Regions from separate parts of the Mus musculus genome. Here region 2 is linked to region 1. A link is a loop called in an ENCODE intact Hi-C map of the cell type or tissue named here. Cell type or tissue: heart. All regions are shown on one strand. Each heading gives the region's core, and the rest is flanking DNA. Links, peaks and the distances in the headings are about the cores only.

The links. A loop is a pair of places that touch in the nucleus more often than their neighbours do. Peaks named below come from ENCODE experiments on the same cell type or tissue, not always from the same donor. Only the 100,000 strongest peaks of a DNase experiment are listed, where the experiment ranks them.
Region 2: it touches region 1 in a loop (3-fold over the local background); 28 of 42 quality-filtered maps call a loop at or near these places.

What each region holds. Positions count from the first base shown.
Region 1 is chr1:131,048,566-131,057,600 of GRCm38, reverse strand. It overlaps Mapkapk2 (MAP kinase-activated protein kinase 2), which reads left to right. Exons shown (of 10, transcript NM_008551.2): 5 at 1-107; 6 at 637-712; 7 at 1,063-1,187; 8 at 1,587-1,672; 9 at 1,762-1,842; 10 at 2,366-3,901. The coding sequence ends at 2,509. Among named protein-coding and RNA genes, the nearest start is that of Il10, 33 kb to the right of the region's middle. In heart, for the core only: a CTCF peak has its summit at 4,137 (motif pointing right); DNase peaks (open chromatin) are centred at 3,150 and 4,240; H3K27ac peaks cover 806 bases.
Region 2 is chr1:130,982,887-130,991,921 of GRCm38, reverse strand. No RefSeq gene overlaps it. Among named protein-coding and RNA genes, the nearest start is that of Gm41952, 24 kb to the right of the region's middle. In heart, for the core only: a CTCF peak has its summit at 4,210; no DNase peak of the experiment used is centred there.

The DNA.
Region 1 (9,035 bases), core at 2,407-6,406:
TTCCAAAAGGCCCAATGCCATTTTGAAACTCACTGATTTTGGCTTTGCCAAGGAAACCACCAGTCACAACTCTTTGACCACTCCGTGTTATACACCATACTATGTGGGTGAGTTCAGGGGAGGCCCAAGGACTGAGTCTTTGCCTCGTTTTGCTCATCTCAGGAGACCATAGACCTAGGCATGCTGGGTCTTTATGTCCCTAGATGTACTAGATCTGACAGGGCCCCGCCATGAGTGGGCTGCCAGAGTTAAGCTGTGATTGAGTGCTATGAAAATGCTCTGCTGGGCTGAGGGCAGCACTTGGGATCTGTGTACTCTTCCTAAGGAGAGCCAGGGTTTCTCCGTGGAGTCTGGGATTCAGATTTTGCTCTAAAGTCCCAGCTGACTCCACGAATACACTCCCAGGACATGTTCCTGAAGCTAAGTGGGTGCCACATGTTTGTAGGTTCTCAGCGGCTCAGCAGTGATTGCACCCTAAGCTTGTAGCTGCAGAGTCCCTTCTGGGAGAGGGTCCTCTTCTTTCCCCGGCCCCCACTGTTGCCTCTCTTTCTTTATGAAGGGATGAAGGACTCTGAGGCAGGGGAGGTCTCAGCATTCAAAGAGCCAGGACAACCCACAGTGATCTTTGCTTTGCAGCTCCGGAAGTCCTGGGCCCGGAGAAGTATGACAAGTCCTGTGACATGTGGTCCTTGGGTGTCATCATGTATATTTTGTAAGTGGGCTGGTGTGTGGTGTGGGATGGCTGCTAGGCTGCAGTGCGTCAGGGAGCTGGGGACGCTTTACCACTGCAGGACAAGAGGAGGCTTTAGCATTTCCCCTTCGGATGGGGGCTCCCTGGGAATTCTGAGTTCCTGCTTCACTTGATGCTTGGTGGGTTCTGGTTGCTAAGTGGTGGTAGAAACTAGCTAATGGGCTAGCCGTCTAGGTGACATCCTTGGCACTTAGACTCCTGGGTCCTGCAGTCCCGATTTCTCTGGGACTATAACAAGCAGAGTCTGTTTCTTACCTGATTAGTGGTGCAGGGTTTCTAAATAACACCCGCTTTGCCCTTCTCTTCCTTAGGCTGTGTGGGTATCCCCCCTTCTATTCCAATCACGGCCTTGCCATCTCTCCGGGCATGAAGACTCGTATTCGAATGGGCCAGTATGAATTTCCTAACCCGGAGTGGTCAGAAGTATCAGAAGAAGGTAGGAACCGGCCTTCGGGGACAGGGGAAAGAGTGAGTGTGTGCGAGCGTACGCACGTGTAGGTATCAGTCTTTTTCACATGTGTGCTGGAACTGGGGACTTGGACCTGTTCCTATGCCTTCTAGGTGTGTTCTGCCTGTGGGAAGTGCCTGAGGCATGGTCAGAGCCATGTGTATGTGCAGGGCTTGTCCAGCATGCTGGTCCTTGGAGCCATTGCTCCTTGGGTATCTATCTTCATTCAGTCTCCTTTGAGCCTGATTCATGCAGGAGAGTGCAGGGAAAACTATAGATCCTGAGCTGTCCTTGTCCCCTGAGCTGTCTCGATCCCTGAGCTGTCTGTCTCAGTCCCCTGAACTGCCCTGTCCCTTGACCTGCTGTGTCCTCTGCCTCACCCCATAGTGAAGATGCTTATCCGGAATCTGCTAAAAACAGAGCCCACCCAGAGAATGACCATCACAGAATTCATGAACCACCCCTGGATCATGGTAAGCTTTGCAGGCTGGGGAGACCTGGGCGCAAGGGACTGTTGCTCAGTATGCTCGACTGTCACTTGATCCCACTTCTCTCTCCTCAGCAATCTACGAAGGTCCCTCAGACTCCACTGCACACCAGCCGTGTCCTGAAGGAGGACAAGGAACGATGGGAGGATGTCAAGGTGAGGGACCACTGAGGAAGAGAGCTGGGAAGGCAGTTCACAGGAAGTCCCCAGCAGGAGTGCTGGCCTGGCAGGAACAGTTTGGATCTGTGTTCTTCATCCCAGTGTTTCCATAGCAACCAAAAGGTGACTGGGAGCCATTGCCTTCACTGGCTTGTGGCAAAGGTTCTGGCCAGACTGCCGTCTGTTTCCTATGAGCCTTCCTCTCCCTGGGGCTCTCTAGTGGTCCTGAAATGGCATCAGGTGCTATCCCCTCAGTTTTCAGATGAGGGCATTAAAGCCCCAGACAGGGCTTTACTGGAGCAGGGCCTACAGGATGGCTGGCCCAGGACTCTTTCCCCTTTTGTGAGCTTGTCAGAGGGCTCCTGGGAGAATAGCTACACAGTGGCCAGTGCTGGAGGATGATGCCGTCTGTCGGCAGTGTGGACCCACAACTGACATGCATCACTGTACCCTTTTTTTGCCTTGTCTGTCTGTCCCTCACTGCCTGTGTCTCTCCTCTGCCCTCTTTCCCTGCTCCCAGGAGGAGATGACCAGTGCCTTGGCCACGATGCGTGTTGACTATGAGCAGATCAAGATAAAGAAGATAGAAGACGCATCCAACCCTCTGCTTCTCAAGAGGCGGAAGAAAGCTCGTGCTGTGGAGGATGCGGCTCTCGCCCACTGAGCCGCTCTGTCTCCCACCCACTGGAGGACAAGCAATAACTCTACATGAATATATTTTTTAGACAAAGAGACACAAGTTGCCCAATGCTGCCTCCTGTTCTCTTGGGCTGCGTGGCGCCCAGAAATGCCTCCGGCTTTATTCTGCCCTTGGCTCTGGCTCCCCCGAGGTGGGGGCTGGAGGATGTGTGAGGGGCAAGGTGCTCCTGAGCCCGTTGCTCCTTTGCATTTTATCTGTAATTTGGCGTAGAGTTTTTATGGAACCTGTCTTCTTGTCCTTTTCCCCACTCCTCACTCCTTCCCCAGGTCCTTTCCCATCTACAAAGGCTGAGGCTTATCCACAGGTGTTGTGGAAGTTGTTATAGGGAAAGTCCCTAGGTTGCCCTATCTGTCTCCTCTGGCCTCCCACTGTAACGTGGGGTCCTCACTGGCTCTAGAATCTGGGAGTTCCAGGGAGAAGGCAGCAGAGTGGCAGTAGGTGGCCCTTGCCTCCCGCTGAAGCCCTTAGACATCACCAGTGTGCACAACAGAGCAGCACATGTGTGTGCATGTGTGTGTATGCCTGGATCCATGCCAGCGACTGGGCATTGGAGGGTCTAGGGAAGGCGGGGCTACAGGGACTCCTGCTTGAACTGAGCCTGCCTAAATGCCTAGGTAGCTTGTCTAGATCCAGAGCCAGGTAATTGTGGCCTCTGTGTTAGCTGGGCAGGGGAGGCAGTGAGGGGTTGGGGGGCACTGACAGCCATCAGGAGGACTGGGTCCCCTCAGGACCCCTTTCCCTGCTGGTCCCAGATCCCTGAGGCACTGATCTACTGAGTAGCCTCTGCTTGCCCTTCTTGCCACGATTAACCCACTCTTGTCGAGTTCTCTGAAATTTTTAGCCATTTCTCAATGGGCTGTCCACTCCCACGGTGAGCCTGGGAAGGTTCTATGCCTGGAAAGGCAGTTGCATTTCATGCATCTCCCCTGATCTCTGGGGTACCTGCCAACCTCCCTTCGACAAGGGCAGGACCACGTGTGGTCTTCCTGGATTTCCACCATGTGGTCTGGTGGATGGGACAGTCTTCGCACCAAAGATGTCTTGACTCTGTCCCTGCCCACTAGCCACCTTACCCTCTAACTACTCAACCTGGGTGGGGGCTCCCCAGGATTGAGGAGGAGCAGGCGGGGAAGAGTCTTTGTGCCATGGTCCCCCATGCCCCTCCTGCTGGAGGAGGGGTGTCTCCCTCAGGGGTTGGTGGAGGAGGGGCTCTTGGGCATCCCTGGGCCTGGGGCAGGGCCCAGATGTCTGCAGCTCCTCCCATGTCTTTGATGGTGTGTTCAACACTCAGACTGTTGTAAACTCTCGTTTTGTATGAGCAAAATTGTCTTTACTAAACAAATTTAATAGTTGAAAGTTTTTCATTCTTTTTCTTCCTGAGGCTTGGGCCCTTGACCGTTTACTTGTGTTCTCCCAGCCTGTGTGTGGAGAGTGTTTCCTGTGACGGGTGGCAGAGCCCTGTGCCCCGAGAAGGGAGAAGAGAGCCTCCTGGCTACATCAGCATGGGAATAGCCCCTCGTAGACGAGGGCTTGTGTCAATAAGCACGTCTCCTTTGGAGCCAGGAAAACAGGGTGGCGTATTATCTTAGAGTCCAGAAGGGGGCAGTACAGGCCAGGCAGAAACAAAAGTGCTTTGAGTGAGCTAGTCTCCTCAGAAAGCCTGTGATAGCTGAATCTCCCTGGCAGAGCCTAGAGCAGGAGCTGATTTGCTGACGCTGCCACTTCTGTCCCCAGGCAGGGGAGAAAGGCAGGGCAGCGTGGCTAGTTTCCAACCCAGAGCAGGAAGCACTGTGCCTACAACCTCACAGCTGTCCATTCAGACTAGAGCGCAGGACCAGGGGGCCTGGAGCACTCTGGCTTCTACCAGCCACCCACCCTAGTTATCAGGGATCCTCTCTCTGCTACTCAACCTGAGAACGGTCCCCTACCTGGAGCACTGTCGAATCACCCAGCGAGCACTCTTGCTTGTAAAGAACCCATTGTCTGCACTTACAAGGGAGTCAGAGCGATGGGTCCAGGGTGGGGGAGCAGTTGGGGCTGGTAGAAAGGAAGTTGTCAGAAGCTGCCGTCTAAGTGAGAAGCTTGAGAAGGTCCTTGTAGCTGTGACGTTACTTGCTGGTTACGTGGGAAAGAAGCCTGGTAGAGCCTCACTATCTCTGCAGGGCCACATCCTATTTTGCCAGCATTCCTTGGCCTGGGCCCCCGTCTCTCTTTGAAGCCAGCCATTCTGTCTCCCCTATTCTTGTTCTGGGACCACTCTTACACGGCCTGGAGGATTTCCTTGAGGACCAGTATGATGAGACTGGGCCAGCCTGGTAGCCCATGGCTCTTGCTCCCGATCGCAAACTCCTACTGCGGACAATGATATATGTACATACTGTTCCAGCAACAGAGTGCGTCCTTTGGGAACCAGTGTTCTGACACAGAGAACTGCCTTCCAGCTTCCTCATCTCAGAGCACCAGTATTAATCACCCCTGTATTTTGCTTCCTTTTCTCAGTCCAGCTTACAAGGTCTAGTACTGGCTTCCAAGGAAGATGACTGAAAAAAGGCTGAAGGGCTGGCCACGCCTCTGTCCCCCCCCCCAACTCCATCCACCCCTATGGGCTTCTGTCTCTAACTTGGGGGTGGTAAACATTTTCTTTTTGCTGTCATTTCCACGTGACAGCATTAGTGTAGGCACATCTACACAGACGGCCGTGGATACTGAAGAGGGTGTCTGATCCCCTGGATGCTGGAGTTACCGGGGACTTTGAACCACTTGGTGTGGGTGCTCTGGAATAGCAGGAGCTATTCCAGTCTGTCAGCTCCCATGACTGCTTGGTAGCCCTTCTTTCTCTAACCCAGCTAGCTTCTACTGAGCTGACTTGAACGGCATTGGGTGTGAGGTTGGGGTTGAATGGTCTGGGGATACTTGAAGAGGATGTCAAGGGGAATTCTTGACACCCTTGGGTGCTCACTGAGTGAAGTACTGGTGCTGGGTTGATCCCAGCGTAAGTCCTCTGAGGTATTGCTCCACTTTTCCTTTATCTATAAAGAGGTTCAGGCACAGGATGCACTTTGTCCAAGGCCACACAGCTGATTGGGTGTCTGTAGGTTTGATTTCCTGCATCTACTGTTAGGGCTTCTTCAGAGTGCACAGGAAGCCCCCTGGGTATAAGGGAAACACACTGGATTCTGTCCCTGTGAGGATAGACTAGTCCCTGTGGGTGTGGTGGGAGGTTCAGGAGACCACAGATTTAATGTCTTTTGTAGTACGCTGCCAGGGTAGCTTGGTATAAACATAGCTTCTCCTTCTAGGGACTGCTCCCCCAAGCAGGGGCCAGGGTCTAGGGTTGGCCTGTGTCTTGCTCCTCTGGTCTCTGCTGAGGGTTAAGTCTACCATCGGGTTAATTTAAGCAACTAGGGTTTTCTTTTGGCTGGGTTGGAGACAGGAAGACAGAGGGCTCTGAATGACGAGAGAGCAAGCAGGTATGTAAGCCCGAATGGGTAAGTTGTAGGTGGAGAGTTTGCGAAGTAGGAAGGAGGTTAGGGAAAGTGGCCACACCAGTGTGAACGTAGACAAACCACTGGGTCCTGTTATGTGTGGGGTTGCATCTGGGGAGCAGCCTCTGCCTCTACCCTGGAGGACACAGCCCTTCCTGGATCTGCCTCGACAAGGCATCTGGCTGTTGTGGGTGGGAGACCTGACTGAGTTTGGGAACAGCTGTTCTTTAGAAAGGACATGAGGCTTCAGCTCCAGGGGCCGGCCTATTACTGTCATTCTCCTTCCCCCATCCCCCACTCCCTGCACTGAGTCAGGCCAACGTGGGAAGCTTTCCCCGCTATACCACTGCGTTTACTTTGCAGGCACTGCACTGTCTGTGCCTAGGGGGATGGGAGTGTGAAGCCAGCGTGCCTTGTGGTAGCTGTGCAGAGCCAAGTGTGTTCAGCTCTCACGTGTGGACCCCTAGAAACAAACTGTTGCTGTCAGGGCTATGCAGTCCACTTCTCCGTGCTCTCCTTCCCCAGCCTTTTCCGAGTGAGACGATGAGTGAGTAGCAGGAAGCTGACGCTGGCCTTCCAGCTTGGAAGGCCGGGCGTGGGGATGGACAGTTTTCTAGTTTGAAAGTCAAGTGTCATTTCTTTTGCTTCAAGCCACATGCTTACCAGTGGTGTGGTGAAGACTTTTCAGCCACCAGCGAGCCAAGATGCCACCTTTGGTCCCCCTTGTGGCCAATACCTGGTGTGTGTCAGCCCAGGGGCTTGGTGTAGAGGAATTGGCAGTGGGTCCAGTCCCTGTGACAGTGGAGTCTGAGGGAAGACCATGCTGCCTTCAGAGAAGCAGCTGCTAACAGCCCCGGGAGAGCTTCCTTATATAGTCCTGGGGTTAACCATCATAGGGTGCTCTGGCCAAAATGAGGGAGGCTCTTTCTCTTTCCCTTGAGGGCAGGCACAATCCTCTTGTTCTGTTTGTTTTTGTTTTGTTTTGTCCTTGTTTTCCACAACTGCTGTTCGTGGCACAGTTTTGTTTAATGGTTGGCCCTGTGGACTCTGCCCACTGACGACTGGCTTGCCCCTTTCATTGGGGGAGGCTCTAGCATTTCCTCTCTTACCCTTCTTCAGCCTGGACTCTTCATTCTTAAAAGTGTTTGCTCTCCCCAACCAAAAATTGGGAACATAGTCTTAGTAGGGATTTCCCCATTAGTTTTTCAGTTCATTAATGATAATAATAATAATAAAAAATCTGGAGTGTGTGCCTTCATCTGAGGTCACTTTTAGTTAGACGTTTTATGAATCACTAGAAAAAGCTGGCTTTGCATGAAACTGAGCCATTTTTAGAAGGTTTGGGGAGAGTGTCCTCTGAGGGTTTCCTTAACTACCATGCCTTGTGAAAGGCCACGGCTCTCTGCTGTTCCACATCCCCTAACGTGGAAATCCCCAGTAGTCAGTAGCTATGAAGCCTTTGGGAGTCAATGCGCATAGCTTCCACCTTTCATATTTTGAAGACCAGCATCTCAAAGCTAAGCTTACCTTGGCATCTACGCAAGCTCTACAGAGAATTATTGCTAGGAAGGTAAGTTACCACCCAAGGCTTTTGACCTGGAGGTCTGTCAAGACCCGGCAATCCTGTAGGATGTCAGGAGGGGGCCTGGGGCAGTTGAACCTGCGTATGCTAAATTATCGTTAAGAGACAAGGGCTGCCATGCAAATGGATTCATTTGCCTAACTTTCATGATCTCAGGGGCAGCTAAGTTTCTTATTCTCAATTTATACCCCTGTTAGGATTTGCAAGTGAAATATTGGAACAAATTTCCCCCCTTTGCCACCTCTGAGGCCCTGTGTGGCCATATAGGAACTGTTCTCAGCCTCTCTAATCCCGAGGGAGTCGGGTTCCTGGGGCTTCAGAGCATCCACAAAGGTTGTAGGGATGAGTTCCTGTCAGGGCTACTCTAGTCCCATGGCTCAGACTTGGCAGCTGTGAGTCTCTGGTTGCTAAAACAGCTCCCGTCCCTTGAGGTAACCGGGCCTCAAGTTTCAGCCTGAGACGTGTTCTCCCAGCCTCATCATGGTTTATAAAACCTGTGGTTCTGAAGTCACACTCACAGGTTTATTTTTCAAAGAAACCATGACCTCTTCTGGGGTTGAGGCCTAGACCTTGGTTAGCCAGAGTCTGTGGTGCAAGAGTGTTTGTTCTTGCAGTAAGAGGGGGAGGGGGAGGAGGTTCTGGGTTTCTGGCACCTGGTTGCCTCCTTTTCTGATCATAAACCATTCTAAGGAGACAGTCTTCATAGTTAGACAGGAACCGTGCCTCCTCTCCTGCCTGTAGGAGGAGCAGGGAAGGTTGAGCTCTCGGCTAGCCTGCAAGGCAGATGGATGTAGGTGAGAAACCGAGGCTGACCTGCTTCTTTAAGGTTCCAAAAAGGAAGGCGCTTGATATCTGTGGGATGGGGAATAAACCCATTGGAGCAAAACCAGACCCAGTAGCCGCTGTTCAAGTGTGGGAGAGATGACAGAATTGTCGGTCATTCAGAGAGAAGGGACAGTGCCCTGCAGTTCCTCCCCTTGTTCAAGGATACCAGTTTCTTCTCCAGAAAAGCCTTTGAAGCCCATTGTGGTGGCGCACGCCTTTAATCCCAGTACTGTCAGGAGGCAGAGCCAGGCAGATCTCTGTGAGTTCGAGGCCAGCCTGGTCTACAGAGCAAGTTCCAGTACAGCCAGGGCTGCACAGAGAAGCCCTGTCTCAAAAAACAAAAACAAAAACAAAACAAACAAAAACAAAACAAAACAAAACAAAAACCCAAAACCAACTGGAAACAAGCAAACCTTTCTTTTATACTTTGATTTATAGTCAAAGAATTTATTATCCTTAAGCTTATAAACACAGCTGGCAAACTGCTTTGAACGTGACATTAGGCATATGGTTGTGCACGTGGGTGTGCAGTGTGCATGAGCAGATGTGTGTGGAGGCCAGAAGAGAGTGTTGGGTGTTCTCGGTCACTTAGTTCTTG
Region 2 (9,035 bases), core at 1,818-5,817, 65 kb after region 1:
TCAAGCATGAAGTGACCTGCCCATGCCTGTTGTATGGCTCAGATTGTTACTTTTGTTCCTGTCAGCATGTGGGCTGCCTCACATGGATCTGTTACAATTCATACAATTCCTTATCTGATACAAATTTACCATTGCTCTCAGTTAATAGCATTAGTGTGTGTGTGTGTGTGTGTGTGTGTGTGTGTGTGTGTGTGTATGTGTGTGTTTAAGTGTGTGTGGTGTGTTTTGGTTTTTGGTCAAGAAGACTTTAAGCACATTAAAGGGCAGGAACTTATTCCTATATGGCCACTTATCTGCACATTTTTTTGAATGACAGCTTGTACCAGACATTAGTCTAGGTCTCATGCATTTACTATAATTTTCTTTATTCTTGAGAATTTTGCACATGTTGACAATGAGATGTTATAATAACCCTCATTTCCTATCTCCAGCTCCTCCCATAACCTTCCCCAACACCACTAATTTTCCCCCTACTCTTCTTTCTCTACCTCCTCCTCTTCCTCCTCCTCCTTCTTTCTTCTTTCTCTTCTTCAGTTCAATAAGTCCAATTTGTACTGCCCATATGTGGTTTGGGGCCATCCACTGGAGCACGGGAAATTTACAAGTGACACCCTAAAAAGTGATTCTTCCTCCCTAGCAGCTATCAATCACCAATAGCTCCTTAGTAAGGGATGGATCAATGGAATGGCCTCCTCCATCTATGGTGGAATTTTGGTTTGATCTTGTATAACACAGCTGCTGTGAGTTCATGTGTGTAATAGCCATATCGTGTTCGCAAGGTAGCATTTCACAGTGCTTCTCTCCATCCTTTGGCTCTTAATTTTTTTCCCACATCCTCTTCCATGATGTTCTCTGAGCCCTATTGAGATATAGGGATGTGTTTGTGTGTGTCCTATTAGGACTTATCTCAACACTTTGATTAATGCATTGATTGTTGCCCACCGTTGAAAACACGTTTCCTTGACTCATGTTGGGAGCATTCAGGCCTCCTGGGTATAAACAAATATTTATAAGAAATTGACAACATGACCATAATTAATCAAAAATAGTAATTGCAGGCACTACCCAATGGCCTCCCCTTCTTTGGGCTCCTAACCAAGATTTACAGTACTAGGTATGAAATTCCTTTCTGTGAAGCAGATCCTCAATTCAAACTGAAAGTGGTTAATTACCACTATGACAGTCATGCCACTAGTGCAGGCAGTGGGTATGACCTGCCTGGCAGATCAGTAGTGTAGCATGCTGGTCCTGTGCTGGGTAAGACCACTGATAACCTTTCTCCCCTGGCAACCTGCACAGCATCTGCTGGCACTATGAGAGCTAGCTAGCAGGAAGGAAGTTTCCTGATTGGTTTGAGATTAATTACTCTTTGTCCTACAGCCAAAGGGTGTGACAGAGCCTTGCTAGGTCTTCTTTATATGTGTGCATGTAGGGCTGGTGAGATGGCTCAGCGAATAAAGACACTTGCCACCAAACCTGAGTTTGATCTCATGTTCTAACATGGTAGAAGGAAACAACCAACTCTTTCAAGTTGTTTTCTGACCTACACACCCAGGCCATAACATTTTTGTATGTACACATGTGTGTGAACACCCCCCTAATAAAATGTTAAAAAAAAAACCAGTGCCAACTAAGAGATGTTAATATGACTAATAAGATCACTTACCAGAAAAAAGAATGACAACTTCATATTTTGCTTATCTGAAAGTGCCATATGCTACCACACACTGGAAAAATTTTTTACTTATGTGACTAGAAAAAATATATATTACAAAGGAGATGATCCAAGCAGATCAAAGCATTAGGCTAAAATACGAGGTTATTGAATTAAAATTTAAGATGTAGTCATGACTCACAAATGGACATGGGAGAGAACCAACTGAATGAGTAAAAAGCAAACTGAAGATAGACTTCCTAGAACACTAAATCAAAAGATAAAGAAATGAATATGAAAGACTAGAACAAATGTGAACGACAGATATCAAACACATCCCACAAATTTCAGCTCCTAAAATTAATGTACAGAATTATGTGCAGCAAGAGCTTTTTGTAGAAAATGTATTCCATTCAAGAAAAATCTTAAGAGATATTTTATTTATATAAAAAATGAATGTGACTCTTTTACACACACACACACACACACACACACACACACACACACACACACACACACACACACAGAGTTAACCAAGGAACAGCATTGTGTCCAGCACAAACTGATAGACAGCAATGAAGTTCAAGAAATAACCAGAAATCAGTCTCCCAGTGCCCCCAGCCCTGTTGACTGGCTTCATACTTGGGCATGGAAATTTCCACAGGGAAAAAGTGTCTCCAGGTTCATGTTCTTCTGACTAACCAGCTCCAGAAGGGCAAAGAGCCTTTCTGTTTTACTTGCTTGTACCGTGCATTAATCTTCACTCATTGTTTCAGTTTCATTTTTGTTAGTCTTATAAGATATCCCGATAAAAGGCAGTGCAGGGAAGAAATGTTTTATTTAGCTCTAGGTTATGGCCCGCCATTGTGGGAAAGTAAGAGCAGTAGGAGTTTGCAGTAGTTTGGTCACATCACACACATAGTCAAGAACAGAGGAAAATGAAGGTATAACATGCTTGCTTCCTTGCTTGTGCTCCACTTGATTTCTCTATTATTATTATACTGTTCAGAATTTATTTTATGTATATGAGTACACTGTAGCTGTACAGATGGTTGTGAGCCTTCATGTGGTTGTTGGGAATTGAAATTTTAGGACCTCTGCTCACTCCTGTCAGCCCCGCTTGCTCAGTCCCTGCTCGCTTTGGCCCAAAGATTTATTTATTATTATAAATAAGTACACTGTTGTTGTCTTCAGACACACCAGAACAGGGCATCAGACCTCATCACAGGTGGTTGTGAGCCACCATGTGGCTGCTGGGATTTGAACTCAGGACCTCTGGAAGAGCAGTCAGTGCTCTTACCCACTGAGCCATCTCACTAGCCCTCAGGTGCAACTTTTAAATGGAAAAGATTTAAAAGGAGCATATAGAGTTTATTGGTGTGTATGCTTTACATATAAAGTATTAACTCCTATGTGGGGAGGGGAAGAAGCTCACATCAGATTTCTTCTCCACCTTTGAGCTGCACAATGAAGATATACAACCTAGAGGTCTACACAAGGGTAAATTGTCACTTATAATATACATACTTAGAAAATACAAGTTTCAGGACTGTCCTTGAGAAAACTTGGAACAAATTGTGCTCATGAACAATAAAGATAAGTCAGGTACAGACCATCACTAGGCCCCATGGCTTTCTCTCTGAAATATCTAAGTTGGCCTGCTTTCTGTATCACCCCTATTACTGCTCGCTTCCCCTCTGGGCTGGTTGGCTTTGTGCTTGGGTAGCAGATCACTACAGGGAAACAGTGTCTCTCCAGATTCATGCTCTCCCAGCTTCACCAGCTCCACAGGGTGAAAGGACCTTGCTGTTCTGCTCGATTGTATCATTGACCTTGGGTTCACCTTCAGTGACCTAGTCCAAGTCAATATCCTTTCATCCAAACATCATTACAGCCTGTTAACTTCCCTTTCTCTTCCTCTCTTAATTTTCTAGGTCATTCTTTGTGTTCTTATCTCCTGCTAAACCACATCACACCATTTCCTTGCTTAAAATAACTTTATGGTTTCTCCTAACATATAGAATACATTTGAGTTCCATGATGACAGCAAATTCAAGGTCATGGTATGTTGCATGTAGCTTTAGCTACAACACCTTAAGTCTGGATCAGCTGCGCTACCAGCCCCTGCCTAGAGGATATTGGATCCATGGATGAAAAACACAGACACATACGCCTGTTAATTTTAAAATGCCTTTGCTAAGTCAATGACTGAGCACTGCTAAACCTCTCCTGCCACCCCAGACATAATCAGATAGAGTGGCCACTGGCCATTCCAACAGAAAACTCACATGGCTGGATGGCTTTATCTCCTGCAGCTACTCCCCGCTTCTCCTCGACCCCCTCCCTGCATTCTCCCAAGCAACTCTTAGTGTCTCACCTCATCCTCGGTCATTGGTTGCTGGTGTCTTTATTGATGAATCAAGAAGAACTGGGGAACAGGATCTTAGCATCAGACCCAAGCCCTACAATGGTAACATGGCCTTCATGATCCTTATTGAGAGGCCCATTGGCTACCACACTATACAGCTGCAGGCAGAGGAGGACACCCAGAGGCCAGCCAGGTGCATAGCCTGCCCTCAGTGGTTGCCACTATAGTGTGCAAGTATGTGGTGGACAGATGGGTGAAAAAGAGAACTGAAACAGTTTGAACATTCTGAAGAGAGGTGGAACTGGAGACTCAAGTGTAGAGAGGAATAGCCCACTCTGAGTAGCTAGCCTTACCACCTGAGGTCATGGTAAAATCCCAGCTGATGCTGCCACTGAAGTCCATGTCTGGGTTTGTGGCCATGAAGCAACAGGGATCTGTGTTGATGTCTATGGTCCATATTACCACTAAAGACCATGAAGGTATCCCTGATCTGGGCTGCTACCTTTGACCACACTGATGTCCAAGGGCTGTGCAGTGCTGGTCCCACCCCTCCCTGACTTCAGTATTCTGGAAATCAGGCCCCACCTCTTACCAGCTGCTACACTTAGGAGAGCAGACCCTGCACCTTGTGCCCCTTGCTGGTTGCAGCATTGGGTGAGCTAGCTGGGGCAGTGCTGGAGAGCTCGCCCTGGTGACGCCGGTGCACTGATCAACTCAGCTGCCACCCAGGCCCAGATCCAGGGCTTTGAGTTGGCCCACCCAAACATCTACCCCATCTATGAATTGCTGGAGCACATGAAGGTGCCAGTCCTGCAGATCCGAAACTCCAGGATCTTCATGACACAGAGCAACAATAGGATATCCTCGAGGAGTCCCAGTGAGGTCCCAGTATTGATAGAGTAGCAGAAGCCAAAGATCCTGAACCAGACTGATGATTCAGTGCAATGAACTTTTGCAAGGAAAGACGTGTGGACAAAAGGGTACACTGTGGGGCACACTACATACTACAGCTTCCACCACAAGAGATTTTTTTTTATGCTTTGCTTTATTACATTTATTTTTAAAAAAATTCTTATGGGTAGATATGGAGAGACAGGGAGATGAGCGGGGTTGGGGTGCATGATGTGAAACTCAGAACTGTGGCTGTGCATGCTATCCTCACTGGACTCCGTTTGCTCCACTCTGGTGACACTGTCACTTACCAGTTCCTTCTGTTGGTGTGCCATGTCTTACTGTCATCATTACTATCCACGTCATTTCCTCCATCCTCTCTTTAATTCTCTCCTTTTGGCTGCTTCTCTCTCATGATGCTGGAGCTGACTCGTCCTTTCTCCTCCGGGGGTAACTGGTCCCATGTTCTAAAAAGAGGCTTTGTCTCTATTTTAGGGGCAACTTTACTTCAGGCTGCTTGCCACTATTTTTGACTTGCATACATACCTAGTATGTCTTCACCTGTGTTACATGAATGTGGAGATCAGGACGGAATTTGTTCTGGTCTTAGCGCTGTGTGTGGCACATAATGAAGCTCATAATTCACATAGCCACAAGGTGAAAGGTAAAAATTTTTTCTATTGAAGACATGAACTATAACCTTAAAAAGTAGAGCATAGTATGCACTCATTGATAAGTGGATATTAGCCCCAAAGCTCCAAATACCCAAGATACAATTCATAGACCACATGAAGCTGAAGGAAAAGGAAGACCAAAGTGTGGGTGCTTCAGTCCTTCTTAGAAAGGGAAACATATAGCTGTCTCTTGTGAGACTATGCCGCGGCCTAGCAAACACAGAAGTGGATGCTCACAGTTAGCTATTGGATGGATCACAGGGCCCCCAATGGAGGAGCTAGAGAAAGTACCCAAGATGCTAACGGGATCTGCAACCCTATAGGTGGAGCAACATTATGAACTAACCAGTACCCCGGAGCTCTTGACTCTAGCTGCATATGTATCAAAAGATGGCCTAGTCGGCCATCACTGGAAAGAGAGGCCCATTGGACTTGCAAACTTTATATGCCCCAGTACAGGGGAACGCCAGGGCCAAAAAGTGGGAGTGGGTGGGTAGGGAAGTGGGGGGGGGGTATGGGGGACTTTTGGGATAGCATTGGAAATTTAAATGAGGAAAATACCTAATAAAAATATTTTTAAAAAACCTGGAAAAAAAAAGAAAGGGGAACAAAATACGGGAGCAAATATGAAGACAAAGTGTAGAGCAGAGACTGAAGGAAAGGCCATCCAGAGACTGTCCCACCTGGGGATTCATCCCATATACAGTCACCAAACCCCAACACTATTGTAGATGCCAAGAAATGCTTGCTGAAAGGAACCTGATCTAGCTGTCTTCTGAGAGGCCCTGTCAGAGCCTTATAAATACAGAGGTAGATGCTCACAACCAACAATTGGACTGAGTGCAGGGTCCCCAATGGAGGAGGGACTGAAAGGACTGAAGGAGCTGAAGGGGTTTGCAACCCCACAGGAAGAACAACAATATCAACCAACCAGACCCCCCCAGAGCTCCCAGAGACTAAGCCACCAACCAAGGAGTACTCATGGTTCCAGCTGCATATGTAGCAGAGGATAGCCTTGTCAGGCATCAATGGGAGGAGAGGTCCTTGGTCCTATGAAGGTTTGATAGGGGATTCGAGGGCAGGAGGGACTGGGTGAGTAGGTGGAGGAACACCCACAAAGAAGCAGGGGGGATGACAAAGGGGGTTTCTGGGAAGTGGGGTGGAACTGGGGAAGGGGATAACATTTGAAATGTAAATAAATAACATATCCAATAAAAAAAGAAAAAAATAGAGCATAGGGAAAACTTGAAATCTCCCAATTAAATGAAAACAAAACAAAACAAAACAAAACAAAACAAACAAAACAAAACAACCACAACAGCACATTGCACTTCTGGATTCTGCTCAGCTCTACAAATTGATGCCTGGAGTGATACAGAGTTGAACATGGGGTTAGCTGTGCTTGTAGGATGCCTATCGCCTCGAGGGAAGGATAGAGTCAGTGTGTTAGAGAGGGATCCCGGGGTAATTGTGCACATGTGTATAGGGGTAAGGAAGGGAAAGTGCAGAGCTCTCAGCATGGGATGCAGTAAATAGGGTGAAGCTGCAAAGGACCATCCAAGACCTCTGTGCATCTGCGGACTTCCAGTGGGCTGAGAATATTGTCATGGAGGCGGAGCTCTGGCCTGGGAGGCCACACATTCCTGGGTGGCAGGTGCATGTGTCTCTTGCTGAACAGCAGGTGCACCAGGAAAAAGCTCCCAGTTCATTCAGTCAGTGAGCAACAAGGACCTCTTGTGGCATAACCAGGAAAGGGTGGATTAATTCAGCAACGAGGCTCGTGGAGCTGGGGAGCCACGCAAGAAAGAACAGCCATGCAAGAAAGAACCATGGCTGTGCGTGCGTGGGTGCATGAGGACTGCTCATGGTGTACAGAGGAAGGTTCTTAGTATGAATTTGTGTTACTCCCAGTGATCATGGGGTTATTGCTGGGTAGGGAAAATAAACAGGGATGCCCCCCATGCTTGAAACAGTTTTTCTATGTTTTAATAAGGATGCCCCTTGAGGCAGCCTGCCCACAAATTGGTGCACCTAGGAACCAGGAAGGAAGTCAAGGGGTCAGGGAGTGGTACTTAGCTTTCTTTTTTTTACTGTCTGTAACTGAAAGCTAGTTCAGTATCATCTTGCAAACAATGGAAACATATTCTTGATCTTTTGCCACTACTGCTATTAAATACACTAAGCTGCAGTATCTCCTATTCATGTCTATTAAATACATTATGCTGTAATATCGTATGTTCAAGTTAAAATGCCAGAAACACACACTAATATTTACAATTCTTTTAAAGGATGTTGTATGATGACTTATTAATGTACACATTATTTTTAAGGTTCACTTATTTGTGTTTTATGTCTATCAGTGTTTGCTTGCATGCATGTATGTGAACCATGTGTGTGCCTGGTACCTGCAGAGACCATTAGAGTCCACTGGGTCCCTTGGAACTGGAGTTATGGATGACTGGGAGCTACCGTGTGGGCACTGGGAATTGAACCTGGGTCCTCTGCAAGAGCAGCACTTGCTCTTAACTTCTGAGTCATCTCTCCAGCCCTACACAGTCTTTTTGAGAAGCAGAGTATCTTTTAAGTATTTTTGACAATGGAATGAATGTAATCAATGCACCTGGATTGGGGAGAGCCCCACCTCCTCCCTCCCACTCACCCCAGGCACCCCAGCAGGTCTCCTTCTTGACGTCATGTCTTTTTGTTGTTAATAACAGCTTCTAATTATTGTTGCTCATCAGACTGTTGACTGATCCTGTTCAGGTAACCATAGTGCAGTGAGTTCCTGGGTGTAAGGGTCTTCTTGTCCTGTCCAGCAGACAGCATTTCCCAGTGCTCTTTCCCAATTTTCCAGCTCTTACAGTCTTTCCATCTTGTTCCTTGAGCCTTGGAGAGCTCTGTGTGTGTGTGTGTGTGTGTGTACACATGCACACATGGGAGAGAGAGAGAGAGAGAGAGAGAGAGAGAGAGAGAGAGAGAGAGAGAGAGAGAGAGAGAGAGAGAGAGAAAGAGAGAGAGAGAACGAGAGAACGCTATTTAGGGATGAGACCTCAATAGGTACTTAATCTCATCATTTTGACCAGTTGTGAACCTCTGTTTTAATTCCAGTCCACTGCAGGAAGACACTTTTCTGGCCAAGGCTGAAGACAGAATTAATCTATAGGGATGCTAATAAATATTTAGAAGACCATTTGACAACAGTTCCTTCTTAGGGCCTATACCCTCCCAAGGCATGAGTTTTTGACCAGAGTCATAGCACTATGCTTGAATTTCTTCCTGTGGAGCAGGCCTCAAATCAAACCTCAAAGTTTTCTCCTGTAATCTCTGGCCACTATGGCATCAGTGGGCACATGTCAAGGTATACATTATTTTGGCTTATAATTCTTAAAATAATGAAAATATTTTTTTAAAAATGGCATAAAATCTTCAGTGTGAGATCATGATTAAA